Linked DNA regions of Mus musculus: region 1 is linked to region 2. The links are chromatin loops, found by intact Hi-C in ENCODE. Cell type or tissue: gastrocnemius. All regions are shown on one strand. Links, peaks and the distances in the headings refer to the core of each region. The heading gives the core; the rest is flanking DNA. Region 1 overlaps Smyd3 (SET and MYND domain containing 3). Region 2 overlaps Smyd3 (SET and MYND domain containing 3).

Region 1 (10,025 bases), core at 902-8,901, 94 kb after region 2:
TTTCTCCTTTGTATTATAGTCTGGACAGTGTTTGTTGCTCAGTCTCTGTGACAACTCATTTGGTCTAGAAAGTTCCTCCAGAGAAGTCCTCTGATTAGATTGGTGGAAAGATGACGAGTTGTGGCATTTTCTTCCCACTCTCACAGCCGTGAAGGACATCTTCCTCAGCTCTCGGTGTGGTTTTGTTGTAGACTGTGCTTTCTGACAGTTTTATTGAGAGGTAATTTGCATGCCATATAATTTACCCACCTTCAGTATGCAGCTCAGTGGGTTATAATGTATTTACAGAACTCTGAAAGCATCTCTACCGGTTTAGAACGTTCTCATCACTTCCAAGCAAACCCCCACCCATTGGCTACGTGCTAATGAGCTGTTAGTTCCCCAGTCACTGGATAACCACAGTTGCTGTTACTCTAGATTTTTCTCTCACAGACATTTTATATAAATGCACTAATATAAATGCAGACTCTTTCATGGAGCGTATTTTTAAAGATCATCCATGTTGTGACATACATCAGCACTGTGTGTTGCCAAATTACATTCCATTTTATAAGTATACCGAATTTTATTTATCCATGTAGTAAATGATGATCATTTGGATTCTTTCCCCCTTTTGGCGAAGAATGCTACTGCTATGAAATCCACGCATAAGTTCTTGGAGAGAACATGCTTGGCTGTTCTGGGATGTGTATTGAGGAGTAAACTCCTTGATCATATGGTAGGCTCTGTTTAACATTTTAAAGAACTGCTAAACCGCTTCTGAAAATGTGCACGTAACGTTACGTTTCCATCAATAATATGTGGAGCTGATACTTGCCGCATAACCTCATTTCCACATACTGTCTTTGTCAGGGTCTTTATTGTATGCATGTACGTGCATATATGTATGCAGTGATGCTCACAGCTCACAGTGCCTGTGTGTATGGAAGTCTGAGGTTGACATTGGGAGTTTTTCTCCATCACTGTTCACCTTATTTTGTGAGACAGTCTTTTACTGAGCCTGGAGCTCACTAATTGGTTAGTCTAGCAGGAGAGCAAGCTCAGATTGCCAGATGCCACCCCCCCCCTTCCTCTAGTTTACATGAACAGCACCATGGCTGAGTGCAGGGGATCTGAACTTAGGTCCTTTCATCCAGAGCCCGCCCTTACCTGCCCTGATTCTCTCCATTGTCTCGTTGGGATTTTTGTCTGCATTTTCCTGTTGGGTGATGCTACCGACTTTGTTCATGTACTTAGTGGCCACTTGTGTTTGTTCTTTAGAGAAATGTCTATTCTGATCCTTGACCCATATTTTAATTGCATTACTTGTCTCTACATTATTGAGTTGTAATGGTTCTTACTTTATTTTATTGACTTATTGATTTTGGAGACAAGGTCTCAGTTTGTAGCCCAGACCGGCATTCTCCCTGCCTTGGTTCCCTGAATGCTGGGATTACAGTTGTATACCACATGCCTGGCTTAAAAATTCTTTACAGATTTTGAAGACAAGTCTTTTGCCACATATATAACATGCAAGTATAGTCTCCCATTCTGTGAGTTACTGTGTTTTCCTTTTTGAAAGTATATTTTTAAAAATATTTTAAAATATTTAACAAAGTCAAATTTATGGGGTTGTTGTTGTTGCTTGTGTTTTTGGCATCATATCTAAGAAACCATCCGCTCAAACAAAGATATCAAGACCCACTCTTGCTATTCCTCTGACATTTAGGTGTTTGACTTATTTTGTGTTAATCTGTGTGTCTAAAATGTACATTCTGTGCGGATACTAAACTGTTAGCACTTTTTTAAAGCGGGAAAGACCAGCTCACCTTTCTACACAGCTGCATTCTGTGGCTGGGACTAGGTTGCATGAGAGTACGGTGGTTATTGTCACACCCATCTCCGAAGTCAGGCTAACTGGTATCCTCCATCCTCCCAGCTCCCTCCGAGTGCTGACTTACACCCATTCTTCAGCACAACTGAGCAGATACAAGCTCACGTGCTACTAAGCATGCGAGAGTGCTGACAGCACCCCTCCCCGCTTCCGAGCACAGGAACCACAGGGAGGTGCTTAGCTTCTCTGGATGTTCTTCTCTCATCTGAATGATGAATGCTTTGCGGGGTCATCGAGGAGTTAATGGGGTATCATAAATGGCGCGCATTGGGTTGCAGCCTGAAGCCTAGCAGGTATTCCCTAAATGACAGCTGTCATTATTCTCGTGATACTGCCTTGCCTCTGAGCCACTTGCCTCATCCTTAGAATAGAAACAGAGCAAGGATGTCCCTGGCTTTGCTTAATCCGATACCCATTGGGCCTAGTACACTGCTCAGTGTACAGGAAGCTTTCAGTAAATATTTGTTGATGGGTTAAATATATAATACTTCTTCCATCCCTTAAGTATAATGGTAAGCATTTTCTACCAATGTATTCAGACATCTGTGGTGGCCCACAGTGGGAAATACTGATGAGCTGGAGTCAGGAAGACCAGAAGTTTCAGGTTAGCCTGGGTTACACTGTATATGTATGTGTATGTGTATGTGTGTGTGTGTGTGTGTGTGTGTGTGTGTGTGTATGTGTATGTGTGTGTGTGTGTATATATATATATGTATATATATGTATATATACATATATATATAAGCATTTTGAAAAGTATGAGACAGTACAGAAATAACTTTCTGTGTTTTTAAGGAAGATGTGGATTGATGTAACAATATAGCAAACCTGCAAATGAGGTGAATATATATTCTCTGGAAGGTGTGATTTCATTTTCAAGATCCTAAAAGAACCAGAGATCCTTTAATAAAGTTAATTTATTAAAGAATTTTGAGGTCATAGAAAGCTAATGCCCCTCTCGTGGCTTTCACACTTTTCCTGGGGAGAGAACGGCCTTCTGCCCGACCCTTCTTAGGAGCAGCTATATTGAGGCCAGAAGTGGGGAGGGAGAGACACGCAGAGATGGGCTGTCTTAGGATGTCCAATATCTGCGTAAGGAGTGGGAATTTGCTCAGCTCTCTAGTCACATCTTTCTGTTTCATCTCCCCCCTCGCCATAGAAGTAAAAAGTCAGTACTTTCATATCACCTTAAAATAAATGAATATAGACTTTAACCCCTCCCTGTGTGTCTGCCTACTCAGGGCCTTAAAGCACAACTCTGATGCTGACAAATCCACAGGAATCTTGGGTAGGTTCCTTAAAGTCATCAGCAGGAGAGGACCAACCAGTGACAAAAGCCAGGGTTCTTTGTATTCTTTATTAATTAGTTCTGAAAAGTCCCTCATATCTCTAGGTCCATTCCAAGCTGGACAATGAGTGCATTGAACCCTTAGGGCCTGACCAGCTCTTATTCCTGTGGCATAGCCAGTCAGAGGTTGTAAGTGACTACCGCATCTCCAGATGCTGTAAAGAGACATCTGGATAACACAAGCCCACCCATCCCTGGAGAACTACAGGCACTGTGCATGGTACCACCTGTGAGCTTATGTGCCCTGCTGCACTTGGCCATACAGAATGTAGGAGAGGCAGAGTTTAGGGATGTCTGTGAGAGGCTCAGACACACTGGGAAGAAGTCAATACAGAGCTGAGTCTGCACATGTTACTTATCGAGAAGAAAAAGGCAGAGAGCCATGGGCTACAAGTTTCTAACTCAGGGCTGTACCCAGAACTGTAACCAAAAAGGCAGCACAGACATGGTGCTTCATCTCTTGTCTTTGCCTCTGTATTATTCTCTGTAGGTCAGTCAATCCTGGGGGCTCACCAGAAGATGACAAATACTGATAAGTCAACAGGCTTTTGGAAAGGCAGGCAAAGCTGCAGAAATCTGGCGTGCTATCCTTGGAAACTCTGTGACCTTGAGCATTCTCTGCAGTTTCCATAGACTTGTTTTTCTCACTGGTGGGTGACAGAAATGACCTTGAAGGGTTGCTCTGAAGGCCCACTGGGAAGCTCAGATACAACTTGAGGCCCAGGAGCGGTGACATGGCCCTGACAGTGCTATTCTAGAATGGAGCTGTGTTGAAGGGGCAGCTCTGAGGAAGCAGCCTGTTGAGATCTAGAATCTAGACATCCCACTGGAGTACCATCTCACCTTGAAAGCAAGAGAACCCTGTCACCTTCTACCACAGCCGATAGACCTTGAAGACACCACATGGGGTTGAGTCAGCCAATCATGTGAGAATAAATGCTGTGGTTTCTGTTACATGAGCAGCCAAGCCTGTGGGATAGAAAAGGCTTCTGGGAGCTGGAAGGGGAGACCTGCTCCATGTGGTGTCCATCTTGCAAGATGGAGACATTCTGGACACCTGCCTCGTAGCACTGACTCTACTGGAGATTGGTAGACTGATCCTTTAAAACTGGTAGAGTGAGCCTGATGCATTTTCTTTCATTTTTATGTAAGAAACATCGAATTTAACACAATACATAAGGTGTTGTGCAAGGTGTTAAATTGAGACCAGAGAGAGAAAGATGAGAGGGGCAAGGGAGGTTCCTGCCTTCAGGGAGTTGGGAAAGTAGCAGAGTTCTTCTAGAGAAATGTCAGCATTGCTGGGGGCAGTGAGCGAGGGCAAGCTTCTGGACACTTTGAAACTGTGGGTTCTATAGATGTAAGACAGGAACTCTGGGTCTGTTATAGGAATGAAAGGAAAGTGGGTTTGGAGTGGTGGGTGGATACTCAGGGTGACAGCTGCTTTCTTACCACTGTGATCAGAGGCTTACAGGAAGCAACTTAAGGGTGGAAGGTTCCATACTGGCTCATGGATACAGTATTCTTGGAGGGGAGGGCCCAGAGCACATAAGGTGGCTGGTCACATTGTATCTATGGAGGAAGGCAGCAAGAGAGGAATGTTAGCACTCAGCTGGCTCCACTGTTAACCCTTTCAGGACTCCAGTCTCTAACTACCAGCATTCAATATGATTCCCCTTCTCAGTTAAACCTCTCAAGAAACACTCTCAGACATGCCTCCTAATCCACTTAGGTTGAGAGCAAAGGCCACCCATCACACTCAGTAATGTCACACTTTTTCTTGCCTTTACCATCAAGTCCTCTCTCAAAGGGGTTTGTAATCTCACAGAAGAGGGAAGGAAAAGATAAAGTCACAACAAACATCACAGGGCATAAGGAAAAGTAGACAGTAGCATGGGCAGGGTGTGCAGGGAGGGCCAAGTCTGGCCTCAGCCTTGAAACTGTGGGTTCTATAGATGTAAGACAGGAACTCTGGGTTTGTTATAGGAATGAAAGGAAAGTGGGTTTGGAGTGGTGGGTGGATACTCAGTTCAGACTGGTGGCCCTTTCCAGTCTGAAGGCAGAGAAGCAGACCAAACAGAGGAGTCACCCGAGATCTCATACAGCAACTTCTCAATTGTCAGAGTCTCCTTCTGAGAGACAGGAAGAGAAGGAGGGCCTGAGACATAGCGTTCCAGCTGTGGAGACACTGGGCAGCTCTGATCAGATTTTTAGTATGGTAGAAATGGAGACCTGGAGAGGACCAGCTAACATGACAGCAGAGGCTACCAGAACGAGACAGGCTCTCCTTGGAAAACACATCTGTCTGAAGGCATGTCTGGCGAGGTGGTTTTCATGGGGCCTTCTCAGGGTGGCTATCTAGAAGGTGTGTGCCCTGGAGCTCCCGGCCACTGCTGACAGTGGTTAAAGGGGGCAGAATCTGAAAGTCTCTGCCTCCTGAGTGGAAGAGGAGGCTGCCATGCAGATGAGAATCACAAATGGCCCTAGCCTTTGGATCCCTTTGGAGCCGAGGCGAGGCCTGCTGTCACCTTGTCCACACTGTGCCCTCATGTCACGTTGTGAGTCTTTCTGGCAGTGTCCTGCTCTCCCTTGTACAGTCAGTTTGAGGAAGTGGAATCTGGGAACCTTGCCACCCTCCAGTACCTGGTGGCCTGCCAGGACTTTGGATACAGTGCAGTTTTATCCTGGAGCAAATTTGATGCCAGCCCAGAGGATCCTTTCCAATTTCCTTCTTCCACCTGGCAGTCTTGCTGTTCTGCCTGTCCCTGCATCGGAAGAGAAGAGAGCAGAAACCTGTGTCTCAGGGGCTGCCCTGGAAGGTCACCCAACAGCTAAAGTGAATGACGCGATGGGGCTGGCGTTGGAGGTGAATCCACAACGTGGGACTTGATTAGTAAAGGCTTCTTGAGTGAACTTCTCAGAAAAGCATCCATATGGCTGAAACTGAGGGGCCCTGCTGGGATGGTTCACAGGCTGGGAGCTTCTCCTGGACAAAAGCAGTTGGCCTATGACATTGCAGGGTCTTTAGATAAGGTTCTTCTTTCCCTCATTTCTGTCGTCTTTCTCCTATGGGCTTCTAAGGCTTAGATGCCTAGAGCCTTTGGGGTGTGTGTGTGTGTGTGTGTGTGTGTGTGTGTGTGTGTGTATGTATGTATGTGTGTGTTTGTGTATATGTGTGTCTTCATGTGTATATGTATATATGTGTGTGGATATGTGTGTTTGTGCGTATATGTATATATGTGTGCTTTTCATGTGTATGTGTTTATATGTATGTGTTTATATGTGCAGAGGTATGTGTGTATGTGTATACATGTATATGTGTGGGGTTTTGTATGTATGTATGTATGTATGTATGTATGTATGTGTATGGGTATGTGTATGTTTCTATATATATGCATATGTAAGTTTATATGTATATGTGTATTTATGTACACATGTATGTTTTATGTATTTTCATTTGTATATTTTTGTTTATGTGTTTTGTGTGTGTGTGTGTGTGTGTGTGTGTGTGAAGGAGAGAAAATAAGAAAACAGGACAAGATCAAGAAGGAAAGAAAAATTGATTTTCAAGTAGTCCTAAAAAACAGTGGAAGTATTGTAATCTGTTTTCTGTTGCCACAACAAAATACTCAAGGCTAGATAATTTATAAAAGGAAAAAGGTTCGAAGCTGGAAAGCCCACAAGCATAGTCCATCAAGGGCCTCCTGCTGTTTTATCAGAAGCCTAAGGAGGAGGAAAAAAAAACCTATTACATGCAGCTTCACCTTGTAACCACGTATTTGGAGGTGACTAATCCTGCAAGAGAGACAAGAAACCATGCAGGGGCTCCATTCTCCCTCCCCATCTTGCTGCAGAGTCTAACACATGGGTAGGGGACACTCAAACCCCACCAGAGAGCAAGAGAATGTGAGCCAGGCCCTCTACACTGCTTCTTCTGATTGCAGTCCCTTCCATACCTCTCTGTCTGGCACTAGCCCTCTGAAGCCAGAGGCCTCTGTCAGTGCGTATTTCACATCAAATAGCTGAGCTACCTGGTTGGCTCAAAAGCCTTGTGATGGCAGACAGACAGTGCAATAATTAGGGAGGCAGAGGCTACCAGTCCTACTGACAGTATTACATCCTCTGCCTTGCCTCCCTGTGCTGTTGGGAAAGGAGCAAGAAAGGGTTTCCCCTCCCCCTTCCTGTTTCTATTAATGCTCACCCTGACTCAGCCTTGCACTGGTAGATTTGAAGAATGATTTTACAGGAAGAATGAAGATTTGAAGAGTGGCTTTACACTTTACGCAGCATGCGTAGTGCTGTCTTTGGTTGTAGAGTTAAGAGAAGCTAGGCATGCCAAGCACAAAGTGAGCCAAAGGGAGAGCAGGGCTGGACCCGCAGTGGACTGTGATCAGTGGGATCGCCACAGAAGACGGTTGGAGAGTCCTTGTTCTCAGCTGCAGAGAGGCCCCATAATGCAGAGTGCCACACAGCCACAGTGGCAGCTGTGGCAAGAACTGAGTTCCTGGGTCCCAGGCCCCAGCCAAGTAGACTCTTTCTACACAGTGGAGGAATACATCAGTAGTAACTTGGATTGGCTTACATGGCTCTTACTGTGGCCCAACCAAGTGTCACTGTATGTCAGTCTTCACATTCTGAAATGTGTTAGAATCAGGCCTAGAAGTAAAAGACAAGCCCCAAACCCCGGGGTCCTGAAATCCTTTTCTTCCCACTAAGGGGTGCTGTTGTCTGGGTTGGGGTGAGGGGACTATTCAGAGGATTGGTTCCTGGTGAGGAGGGGCCCCTGTGACCATAAGCCTGCCTTCACTTCCACAGGCAGAAAAGGTGCACAGACTCAGGGCCACAGAACTCTGGAGTCAAAGCACCATATAAGCCTTCTAATCTGTCCTTAGGAGTTTCTGGTTGGAAAGAAAGGCCTACAGAGCTAAGGTGTCTGGCTGCCATGGGACTGACCTGTGTGGCCTGCTGCCAGATTGTACCAGTGGACGGATTCCTGGCAGAGGTCAAACCAGGCTCAAGCCACTGAGAATAATTTGTCATCCACTTCCAGAGTGACATTCGACATCTTGTCAATGGAAGGTCCATTTTGAAACAAGCCAGGCAAAGAGGCAGCAGCACATTCAAGGGGCTTTGTAGGAAAACAGACCCACATCCAGCCCACACCTGCCGCTTCACAGCTGACTCATCTCAAACAGTGAACGGTCTCAGGCAGTGTGCATAAGCTCTCAGAAGGGCGATTTCCTACATTGTAAAATGAAGAAGACGGTGATGTGATGGGCCTTAGGAGTTCATCAGCAAAACTGATAGGATACCACCTTGGAGCCCCTGGACAGCACATCACAGAATAGCTACCATTTAGAAGACAGTAGTTACTAGTCTGTAGTGCTGAGAGGTGGACACACTCTTCACTGATTTGTGTTTCCAAAGAGTTTTCTCCAAACGTGAGGCTTGTACGTGTGTGATATATATATAGAGAGAGTCTGGAAATGTCAACTGGGTTTGAAAAGGCAACAGCCACATTGTATCACTAACTGCCCAGAAAACTTCCAATAGTGCCTTCCAGTTCTGCAACCCTCGGCTCCTTTAAATAAATAGCATTAAAAGTATAGTGTTAAGAAGCCCAGGACTTCCTGTATTTTAGATCTGTCTACGAGTGCAGATACTAAAAGCATAACAGGTATTTAATGGAATCTGTCTTTTTGATGATAATTGCAACATTCTGAAGTAGGGCTTTAAACACATCTGTATACGCAAACTGCTACTTGGAAATTGCTTGCTTCAAGGGGGCATTCAGTATCTCGCCAAACTTTCAAGTCAGATAACTACTGTTTAAATTGATGGCAGGTGTTTGATCTATAAATAAGAGTTGGGCTTTGCACTGCGGGGGCTCTGTTTACCTGAGGCCATGTTCATTTGCAACACACCAGGAACTGGAAAGGCCAGAGGCACAAGCATCCATGGTACCCATCCATGGCAGCCGCGATGATGCTTCTATACTTCTGAATTTGGGGAGAATCTGTTTCTTTGGACAAGGGAGGCTCTGTTGGATTAGAAAGTGAACCAGTGAGCCTGAGGAGAGGTGAGATCATATGGAAGGATTCTGAGCAGTGGGAGTTGGCCCAGAACATCTGATAGCCCCAGTAGCCACTGAAAAGATCTTCCCCACGGTCTGGAGACATAGCTCAGTGGATAAAGTTCTTTGCTATACAGCAGGAAAACTTGAGTTTGGCCCATAGAATCCACAAAAAACTATATGCAGTGGCACATGTATTTAATGCCTGCACTAGGAAGACAGAGGCAGGAGGATCTTTGGAATTTATTAGTCATCTGGTGGAGCCAAATTAACTAGCTCCAGGTTCAGTGAGAGACCCTGTCTAGAAAAACAAAGTTAAGGAAGATGACTGATGCCAGCCTCTAGCCTCCTCCTCTGCGTACCAGCATGGGTGTGCAGGCATGCTGGTACACACACACACACACACACACACACACACACCTCCCATAATTTTGTTCTTGTTGTTTCTTCCTCTTCCTCCTCAGTTTTCTTTCTTCCTCCTCTTCCTCTTTTTTCCTCACCTTAGCATTCACTTTCTGGCTTTAGCAACCTCATTTATTCTAGTATTCTATATTTATTCTAGCAGAAGGGTTGTCAAAACTGGCTCTGTCCCCATGACTCCTAGATCGCTTCTGATGTTCCAAGTGCCCGTTTTAATGCTAATCTGGACCTTGCATAGCCTGGACATGCACGCTATCAGGGCTTTTCAAAGTTCTCACACCTACACCTACATCTCACACCCATCACCTAAAATC
Region 2 (10,025 bases), core at 862-8,861:
CTTGAAATAGGAGGGAAGGGAAGGGTAACGTTAACATCAGGCTTTGTTTGTACTGTTGTGTTAAAATAATGCCCACCTCCTTGTTATGCTAATTAGGCATACCCACGGGGAAACGTTGTAGTTAGAGTGAGATGGACTTCTGTGAATAATATTTGATTTTTATAGGAAAACCTGTCTCTAGTTGGTGGTCTTGTGTTTCCCCATTGGCTTTAATTCCATCCCACAGTTTCCCGTGCCAGTTCTTTGTGAAGGAATTGGCAGGTGCTGCGCATGGACACATGTCACTGGATTTGGTATAATTTGTCTCCCTTTGCAGCTTTCCTAAGTGTGTTACGCTAAGGATGAGTTTCTACTTCAGTAAAATGAGAAGTCTAGACCAACAGCATGCTGGGGTGGTGACTGTCTTTCTGAAGTTTGGTTCCGCCAAAGAGTGTGCGCGTGACGTGTCATAGGGATAAGCAGGGGTCCCTTCATGCCTTGCAGTGGGTGGACAGTGTTTGACCAAGCGATGGCATAGCGAAAGACAAGTCACTTCAGGCACCACACATTATCTCGGGGTGGAGTCAGAATCCGAGATGAGAAGGCGGGACTCAAAAAGCCAGACAATCCCTCCATCCTCCTCAGGACACCACAGGACACCTGGTGGGGGGCACTGGGGACAGGGGAGAGAAACTCAGGTGAAGGATGGAGAGAATCACCCCAGGCATTGGGGGAAGAAAATCATTCTTGTGCATCGCAGTAGCTGATGGGGCTTAAAGGCAAGCAGACAGAATTAGCTCCATAAAAGCAATCCTCTGCCCGCTTAGATCAGAGCAGACGCCAGTACATCATGGCTACGACTGGGTTTCCGTATCTGTCTCGGCTGAGATAAACATGTCTGTCTACCTCGGGGTCTTACGTGATGTTGTGGATGTTTCAGATGGTTACTAAGCAACTGACCATGAGTGGGTTCTAAGGAGGGCGTAGCCACAGTGAGGCATGCTTTCCATCAGATCTCTTTACCATCTCCTTTTTACAGTGTGGAGGGTACTAGGTGATATTTCAGAAGCACTAGTAGGAGAGGGCTTTATATACCCTCCTGGTAAGAAATATTGGGGTGCTTTTTAGGGCTTTGGTTTTTATTTTTACATTTGCAAAAAAAAAAAAAAAGAGAAAGTTAGTTTGGACATTCTTTGCCTTAAATGCTTTCTAGATCTGGACACTGTTTTCCTTATGTATTTTTTAGAAGGCACTTGACATCAGTTCTCTCAGCACCAGAATTATAGCTACATGCACCGTCATTCATGGATCCCAGGAACAGTTGCTTATTTAAAAAGTTGTGAAATAATAGATATGAAGCCAAAGCTCTTCATGCTAAACATATAGATATTCATATAAGGACATGAGCATATGGGATACACATTATAGAAATGAAGAGATTAATAAACTTAAAACTAAGAATAGTGATTACTTCCAGAATGTGGAAAAGGACCGGATTGTATGGAGGACAAAGGATATTGTGTGATTGTGTCAGTACTTGAGGCGAGGAGACATTTCTCTTCCAGTGGGCGGTAGGTAAATGGAACCTTGGCCTAATATAAATATCATGATGCAGCATATATCTCAGTATGCTTATAGAACATTTTTATTTTTTCTTTGAATGCATTTCTTCAAGGGAAATAAGGGTCGTGACCTCAAGGTACTTAGATCTTTTGAATAGGAAAAGACATTTGCACAGATAAATTGCACAAAGTACTCACAAGGCAAGAGAGTCAAGTCTAAGCCACTTAATGTTCAGTGATAAAGATTGGCTTTTTCATAATTAGCTTCACCTCAAAGGAGAGACTCACTAGGTGCTGGCATTAACGTGCGCGTGAATAAACCGTGAAGAAGGTACGTGGAATCATCCAGCAGGAACCTTTCTTGAATGATATGAAATTTAAACTTGTACATGAAGAATGAGTAAAATTATGGGATAGATACTTTGTAAAAGGTACATTTGGGGGCTGAAGAGATGGTTCCATGGGTAACAGTACTGGCTCCTCTAACAGAAGACCTGAATTCAGTTCCCAGCACCCACTTTTAGCCTCCTTGAGCAACAGACACTCAATTTGGTGCCCAAACATACATGCAGGCAAACACTCATTGACAGAAAGTAAATCTTTTAAAGAAGCATAGTTTCAGGAGGTATGATGGTTTGTATGTGCTCGGCCCAGGAAACAGCACTATCAGAAGGTGTGGCCCTGTTGGAGTAGGTGTGGCTCTATAGGAGTAGGTGTGGACTTTAAGAGCCTCATCTTAGCTGCCTGGAGGTCAGTATTCTGCTAGCAGCCTTCAGATGAAGATGTAGAACTTTCAGCTCCTCCTACACCATGCCTGCCTGGATGCTGCCATGTTCCCACCTTGATGATAATGGACTGAACCTCTGAACCTGTAAGCCAGCCCCAATTAAATATTGTTCTTTATAAGAGTTGCCTTGGTCATGGTGTCTGTTCACAGCAGTAAAGCCCTAACTAAGACAGGAGGGTACTCTGTGAACAAAGATAAAACACCACATGAGCATGGGTCATGACTGAAAATTGACAGAGAGGCCAGACCACAGAGAACTGTAGTGAGTGTTCGGTTCAGTGGAAAGATGGGCTACGAACAGGTTCTGCAGGGACTTTCCCATCACACCCAAGTATTTTGTCTTTATGCTGTAGCGCTGGGCAGAACTCATATTTCTCTTTGAAAAACTCAACCCATTCTTAAGAAATATTTATCTGGTGGCAGTTTAAAGGCTAGGTTGGGATGAATGGAGCTAGAGAAACGTAAAACTGCAGGCCAGAGATGATGACAAGCAAGAGCGATAGAGACAGTCAGAAAGGGATGCTTTCAGGAGTGACAGGGATGGGTGGTGGATTGACAGGGAGTCTGAAGTAACTTCCTCTACCATTTCTTACCCTTCCCTGTGGCTATTCCTCACTGCCTCCTCCATCTTCTCTTGGATGGTGTCCTGGGCTGGTTAAGGGAAGGAGGCAGCAATCACAGTTAACCAGCGTTGGTAAATGCCCACTTGGGAAGGATAAGAAACATTTGACTATCACATACCCATACTGTCCACCCAACCCATACCACACTACGCACAAGGGGTGGGGGGTGCACACCATGCACACAAAAACACATTTAGAAACTTTGTAAAATTTCAGTAAGAATGATTAGAGATGTTTTGGAATTCTGCTGTGCCTTGTAAATAGGATTTGCTCGACACACTTCAGTATTCCTCACTGTTGACTTCTACCTTTGCCTTCTGCTTAGATAAAAGCTCCATAAAACCCTCTCAGTGCATGTTGCTGCCAATGCTTCATTTGCTCAGAATATAAGCAGTGCTGGGGTTGAGGAAATATGCCTTTCACCAGCCATTAACAAGAGATATGGGTGGCCTCCATCACGGTCTCCTGAAGTTCATTCAGTTAGACCGTTAGTGATAATGGGACCCTTCAGTCAAAGCTCTCAGCGTTTGCTCATTGGCAGGCTCCGCCTTTGTTTGCTTCTGACAGCCAGCTTTCCTGTTTACTGCAGTTACGATGACAGTGAGCTGCACTATCGTCTGGCAGCTCCATCCGTCACTGTATTATTATGTAATTTCCTGTTCTTGTCCATCTTTTCTCTTTGCATCAGCACAGATGTACATTGACAGGTATCCTTATGGCTTCTGGTCTCATTTCTTCCCTTGATCCTTCTCTTCATGCCTGCTTCTCTTTCTCTCTTTGCTCACGTCCCCATTGGTCTTCACATTCTCCTTTTTTAGACTTGCCTTCTATTGATAATGCTTTGGCTTATTTTTCCCCTCAAATGGGGTTTCCAATGATCTCCCACCTCTAGCCATATTAAAATACAGGTTATACAAAGTCCTACTTACTTCTGTTTTATTTTTGTGACCCCACACGTCTTTTCCTGTCATTGGTACCTTTTTCTCAGAAGCAGTATTGATTCTGGACCTTTGCCCTTTTCACGTTGCCTTTGACTGCCGAGAGGTTAGAAGCCTCGAGTCTGTAAATTCACCTATGTTTGCTGTAATTATCAAGCCTAATTCTTTCTGTATGTTCTGTTTTGTCCAGATGTGAGAGGAAAATCAGGAGAGCGTGCGTTGCAAAACAAAGCTGGAGGGAAAGAGGATCATTCGAGATGTTTTTCGTTAAAAATAACTAAGTGAATTTAGCTCAAGTCACGGAAAGCTTTGCTCTTTTCTCGGTGACGCTGAACAGTCGGGTGGCTGGTTTACATAGGAAGCTTGGACTTCTCATTGGAGGCAACACTGAGAGTAACTAAATAGGAGAGAACAAAGGGAAAGAGGGAATTGCAAAGGTCAGACCACAGGCAGCACATGCAGGCTTAGGAGCTAGGAATTGTAAATACTTGTCAAATATATATATATATTTTTAATGCCTGCAGCACAGGAACCTGAGCATTGGCTAGATAAGGCACTCAGGTCTGTACAACCAGCAAGTGCAGCTGGTCCCTGGGCGCCAAGGACTGCCTGGTGTTTTAATTACCCCCAGATCACCGGGAGGAAGTAGAAATGATGTGACCCTATCTACTGCTGTGTGTCTCTGTTTCTATAAAGTTTTTGTGAATACCCTTTTCTGTGGCTGTGTTTAAGTCTGAGATCTCACACACGTGCTAGGTAAGCGTTCTGCAGAGGAGCACCACCCAGGTTTCAGAAAATGTTTTTGTATTTCCTTCTCCAGCTGTGTGACTTTGATGGCCAGCACACTCTGTAACAAATAGCCACCTAATTCCAGAAAGGTCTTTACCTGGCTCTTCCATTTGTCAGGCTAATGATGAATGACCGTGAAATCCGTCCTCTGAACCTCTGCCCATTCGAACCCCCGCCCCCCAAATGCCTCACTTGATTACTTAGCTATGCAATGGGTAGAAAAGCAACGCAAACTTGGACTTTAAGATAACTCGTTTAAATTCAGCTCCAAAGGAAATGGCACCGCTTAACTCACTATGGAAGGCGGATGCCTGGAGCTGCAGAGCATTGAGTTACTCTGGAGTGCAGCCACATTTGGCAAGTCCCTCTGGCTTGGCAGAAGCGCTGTAATTTTATACAGGTTTGGGATTTGAGTGACTTATGTTAGTCTGTTCCATAATGGCCAGGCACTAGTTTTTGCTTTTTTTTTTTTGCTTGCTTGCTTGCTTGCTTGCTTGCTTGCTTGCTTGCTTGCTTGCTTTATTTATTTATTTATTTATTTATTTATTTATTTATTTATTTAACTTTGGTGGAGCAGAGGTCCAAGGAGGGGGCCAAAACTGCCCAGCCTTTTAGTGAGTGACTCCAGGGGAGAGAGAGATGGTTAGAAACTTGACCTCAAGTGGCTGTAGTGACAGACATAGCTGTATACATTTCTACTTAGTTTCCTCCAGAAGCCTAGAGGCCTCTCTAGTGGTACTGCCCAGCACTAACAGAGGATTTTGTGCGTTGGAATCTGTTTGACAACTGGTGGCCTGGAAGAGTTCAGTTGTTAATGATTTTTCTCAGCGAACTTAGCATATTGTGCCGTTCTAGCTAAGGATGTCTTCTAATTAATGGGCTATTGTACAAGCTGCTGCCGTTTGCTTTGGTCCCTGGGTGTCGGGACTCATTCCAAGGCCTCTTTCTGTCTTCTCAATTAATCCTCACAATACCTCTGGTCTATAGCTTTCTGCTCAATGCCGGCCTTTTATTTCTGAGCCTTTCCTATTCAAAATGAATTGGTTTATAAATGCAGGCACGTGAGCAATCGAGCATACTTGTCCCCACGTGAAAAGCCTTATTCCCCCATGATTTTAAATGTGTCGTAGCGGGTGGCGGAAGGCATCTGTGAAACGAGAGAAAGCGGTAGGTAGGGTTTGTTGGAGGGGAGGGGAGAGGCAAGTGGGCTGCGAGGATGGATGGGTCCGTGTGGGAATGGCCACAGACACCAATGCTCACAAAACAAGTGTCGACCTCATTTTCTCTTTCTTCCTTCAGCTACTTGTTCTTTTGTGGCTGATTAATCTTCCCTGCCCTCTCCAGGAGGGAATATCTTTCTCCCCGTGGCACTAATTTAGGAATGGCAGCTGAGTTAGTTAGCTTCGGTATCTGTGGCCATTCCCACATGGACCCATCCATCCTCCCAGCCCCCTCTCCTCCCATACCCCCCCCTCCATGCCTCCCAGCTGGCCTTCATAGCCCCCAGCAACCCAGCATGTGGATGGTCTGAGCGAACGTAGGCCGAGTACGTCCCAGGGTCATTGAAGAGCTGTAGACTCTTGTGTTTCTAAATTGATCCGACAGATTAGACTGTCTTCCCAAATTATTGCTGTTTGTATTATGACAGAGTCACTGACAAGGAAATATGACCAATAGCTAGAAAATCATCTTTGGCTGAGGAAGGCTAAAACCTGTCAAAATCAGAGAGAAATGTAACACGCTTCCCAATCTTACTGAGCCTACTTGGAGAATGGAATAAAGCAAAATGGTAAAGGAGGAAAATCTTCTCTCCTCCTTAGTGCCTATAATTGCTCTAGGCGTATCATGGGCCTTTAATAAATGAATAAGCAAATCCCTGTTGCAAATGGTCCTAAGCCCCAAACCTTCCCTCACCTGGTCCTCTCCCTAGGAGTCCTACAGAATTGAGTTTTCTCAGCCAGCGTATGGCAGCACGTCAGCCACCTTAGGAAAGTGTTGAGTTCTTTGCCTTGGGTTTGTGGAAATCCTGAGTGGCACCTCCTGGTGGCCAGGAGAAATCCGAATGTGACCGGCATCATGGTGTTAGTGGCAGACATGACAGATGTTCTACTCTCAAACAGTGTGCTTCAGTTTTAGGGAGCCCTTTGCTCCAGTGAACAGTGGGTCACTGGCATGGGCTCGGGGTGAACAAGTCCCAAGGAGCATGCCCAGGACAAGTAGGGACCTGACATGCCCAAGGGTGTCTCTGCTCTCCTCTTCAGATCACTCTTGCACCTGCTCGGCCCTTCCTGTGGAAAACAGTCATCGGCATCATACTTGACCTTTCCACTTTCTGTGACGTGGGGAACAGGGCACAGTTCAGAGACTTGTGCATCTTTTTTAGTCAAGGTGAAGATGGGAAATTTCACTTACTGGCTGGGGCAGAACCTGGTGCCCCTGCTCTTTTTACTTTTTTTATTGTCATTTCTGGTGACTTTGGATGTCGTGACCTTGACGGTTAGAAGGTCAAAGTCATCTGTCTGAGTGTTTACGGCATTTTCCATTGCTTACGACGCCAGCCTCCGGGCTCTCTCCCTTAGTGCCCCTTCTTACTGAGCTTTCTCCGACTGTCTTAGCCACTCTGGTGACCTGGATCTAGTCTATTGGGCACTATGCAGTTGGCATGGGATATTTTTCTTAAACAGCAGCTGAGAATCTTGCCTGTGTAGGTTGCTGAGTGGGTATTTAGTCTAGGAAGGTAGGGGAATAAAATGAAAGGGGGGAAGGAAAGAAGGCAGTGACAATTTGTTCTGTCCACTGAGGCTTGAACCCAGGGCCTCATACATTCTAAGAAAGCATTCTTTCTAACACTGAGCAATACCCCCGATTCCTTTCAGATATTTTAAATTTTTGTATCAGATCTTGCTGATCACCAAGATGGGCCTCACCCTTGCTTTGCTTGTCTCCAAGATCACCATTCTGCTTTAGCCTCCCAAGAAACTGAGTTTATAAGCATGTGCCAGCGCACGTGTCACGGAGGTTAAATGTGCCCAGCGTGTATTCCCTACAGAGCAAATATTGAGATCTCAGCTTGGTGTGCCAAATGCTGGGGTAGATGTGTGACCCAGTACTGTGTTTCGTAAGCTGAGAGATGGCCCTCTTCCAGCGGGGCAGACCCGAGACCCTGTCTAATCAGCACCCAAAAGATCAGTGGTGAAGAAGGGAATGGACTGCAGCCATGTTTAGAGGTACCTGGCAGCTCTGCTGGGACTAGAAGCCATGAAGAGAAGAGAATCCAGGGTCAGTGTGAGGAGGCAGTCTGCGTAAGCAAAGAGGCTGGAAGGATGGGCCAGGACTGCACGTGTGTTCAGCATCCGTGGCCTGGGATGTGTATCTTTCCATGGCTTTGGTTTGTATGTCTTTTAGACCCATGCTTTGGTGATTCTTTTTCACTCGCCCTGGCCAACAGCTTTGGCCTTCTGTGAGCATGGCTCGAGGAACAAGGGACGGACTGTGATAAGCAACTTCTAGAGAAAGGAGCATGGCGGGGGAGGATGCAGCTGTGATTTGTTTTTCTTCCTTACACTGAAAAATAATAGAATAGGGTTTGAGGGACCACAGGGCAACTGGCCTGGGGACCTCATTTCTTGCAGCCTCCGCACCACACAGTGGCGGGATCCCCTCTGGTCCGATGAACAGCCTTTCCTCCCAGGTTCTTGCAAATGAAGCATCAGGGCAGTGTCCAACCACAGAAGGACTGGCCTGTTGAGGTGTCTCCCATTTGCCACCATAGCTTGAAAGATTCTTCAGTGTAAGTTCACAGAAGCCCTTCCTGTAGAGCCACGCTCGTCACAGACTCATGCACACTTCGCAGCCTGTGATGAGGACTGTATGCTTCTGGGTATCACAACTCAATGTATTAGACATGCCCAGTAAAAGCCCTTGTGTCAGAAGTCCTCTGGGGACAGTTTTCACCTTCCTTTCTGCGTTCTGAGAGCGACCTCCTCAAGCATCAGGATTAATCTTACAGTTGGGAGTTGCACTAAGCAGTTGGTTAGTGCTCAGTCTTGACTTCTCCGTGGAACATTTTTCTGTAGTTTTCTCCATTCGCTTGATTGAAAAACACAGATGGTTTGAGCCACACTCTGCTGTGTTCAATCCAGCCTCATTCGGGTGATGTAAACCACTCAGCACGCTTCATTTAGGGACTCAGACCAGACCTAAGAACCAGGGACCAGAACTAAGACCGATTCCAGTGAAGAGCACAGACCCTTCTGGGGCTGGATTTCTATACCCATTATATGAAAAGAAAATATGAAACTAGATTATCATGGAAGAGGATGTTTATTTCTTTTGGGAAACTGAAGCTACACAAAAGAGCTTTAAGTGGGCTCTGTGGGAGAAAGCTGAGTTTATCGTGATGGACTTTTGGATATGGACACATCTCAGTGAAACTTGTAACACAAGACTCCACGGCACAGTTCTAGAAACCCGTGACAATATATTACAATAAATTATTTAAGGGTATCATAGCAACTGTGGGCCCGGGGATATGAGAGGAAGATTACATGATGGAAACATTATCCCAGAGCTTCCGGCTTTTACGTGTTTTTTGATGGACATTTCCAGTGAGTGTTTCCCCATCAGATGGCTTTAATGAGATAAGACGCCAGGTAATAGCACCCCAGAAAGAACCAGGAAGGGGCTCGGGGATCTCCTGTTTTTCTTTCTGTCTTCATAGACAGGGGTTGGGTGTGGCAAGGAATTCTATGGTGAGGAATGCCCTTAGGCAACGAGAAGCTGGGTAGCTTTCACCAAGCCAGTGTGGCATCCACAGGGGCTTCATGTGCTTGCACTTGGCACTGTGGCCTTGGGAGGGATGCAGAGTCTACTGGCTGCTGCCTCCTCATTTACAGTATTGGCTTTGATGTTGACTTTGGCCTTGGCCAAGCATTGTTGCCTATGTGTCCTCCGTGCATCTCACACTTAGCTATAGTCACAGCTTGAAGTGTGACAGACACATTGCTGTTGGGGAATCAGTGGTATGTACACCTGTCCAAGTATATTGCCTTATACGTGGAATAACGAAATTATCTTAAGATTATTTTATATTCTATTTGGCTTGTGTTATAAAGGTAATTTCAAAGCTATTTGACAAAATTCCTAATATGTAAGATTTTTTTTCTCTTTAATAAATGACATACAAATAGTTTTTTGGCTAACAAAATTTTGTTGTATTGGGTCTTCAATAGTATCTTGCACTCAATGAATTTGGTGTTCAATATTCTTACCAATTTTTCCTTAAGAAACTATCTAGGCTAGGGCGTGGGACAAATACCTATAACCCCACAACTCAGAAGCTGGAGGC

What was found. A loop is a pair of places that touch in the nucleus more often than their neighbours do. Peaks named below come from ENCODE experiments on the same cell type or tissue, not always from the same donor. Only the 100,000 strongest peaks of a DNase experiment are listed, where the experiment ranks them.
Region 1: a loop joins it to region 2, with 4 times the contacts of the local background. A loop is called at or near these places in 2 of 42 quality-filtered maps.

The regions. Positions count from the first base shown.
Region 1 is chr1:179,008,282-179,018,306 of GRCm38, reverse strand. The region is part of intron 10 of Smyd3 (SET and MYND domain containing 3); the gene reads left to right. Among named protein-coding and RNA genes, the nearest start is that of Gm46249, 240 kb to the right of the region's middle. In gastrocnemius, for the core only: no CTCF peak of the experiment used is centred there; a DNase peak (open chromatin) is centred at 5,854.
Region 2 is chr1:179,102,415-179,112,439 of GRCm38, reverse strand. All of the region lies in intron 5 of Smyd3 (SET and MYND domain containing 3), which reads left to right. Among named protein-coding and RNA genes, the nearest start is that of Gm31349, 220 kb to the left of the region's middle. In gastrocnemius, for the core only: no CTCF peak of the experiment used is centred there; a DNase peak (open chromatin) is centred at 5,021.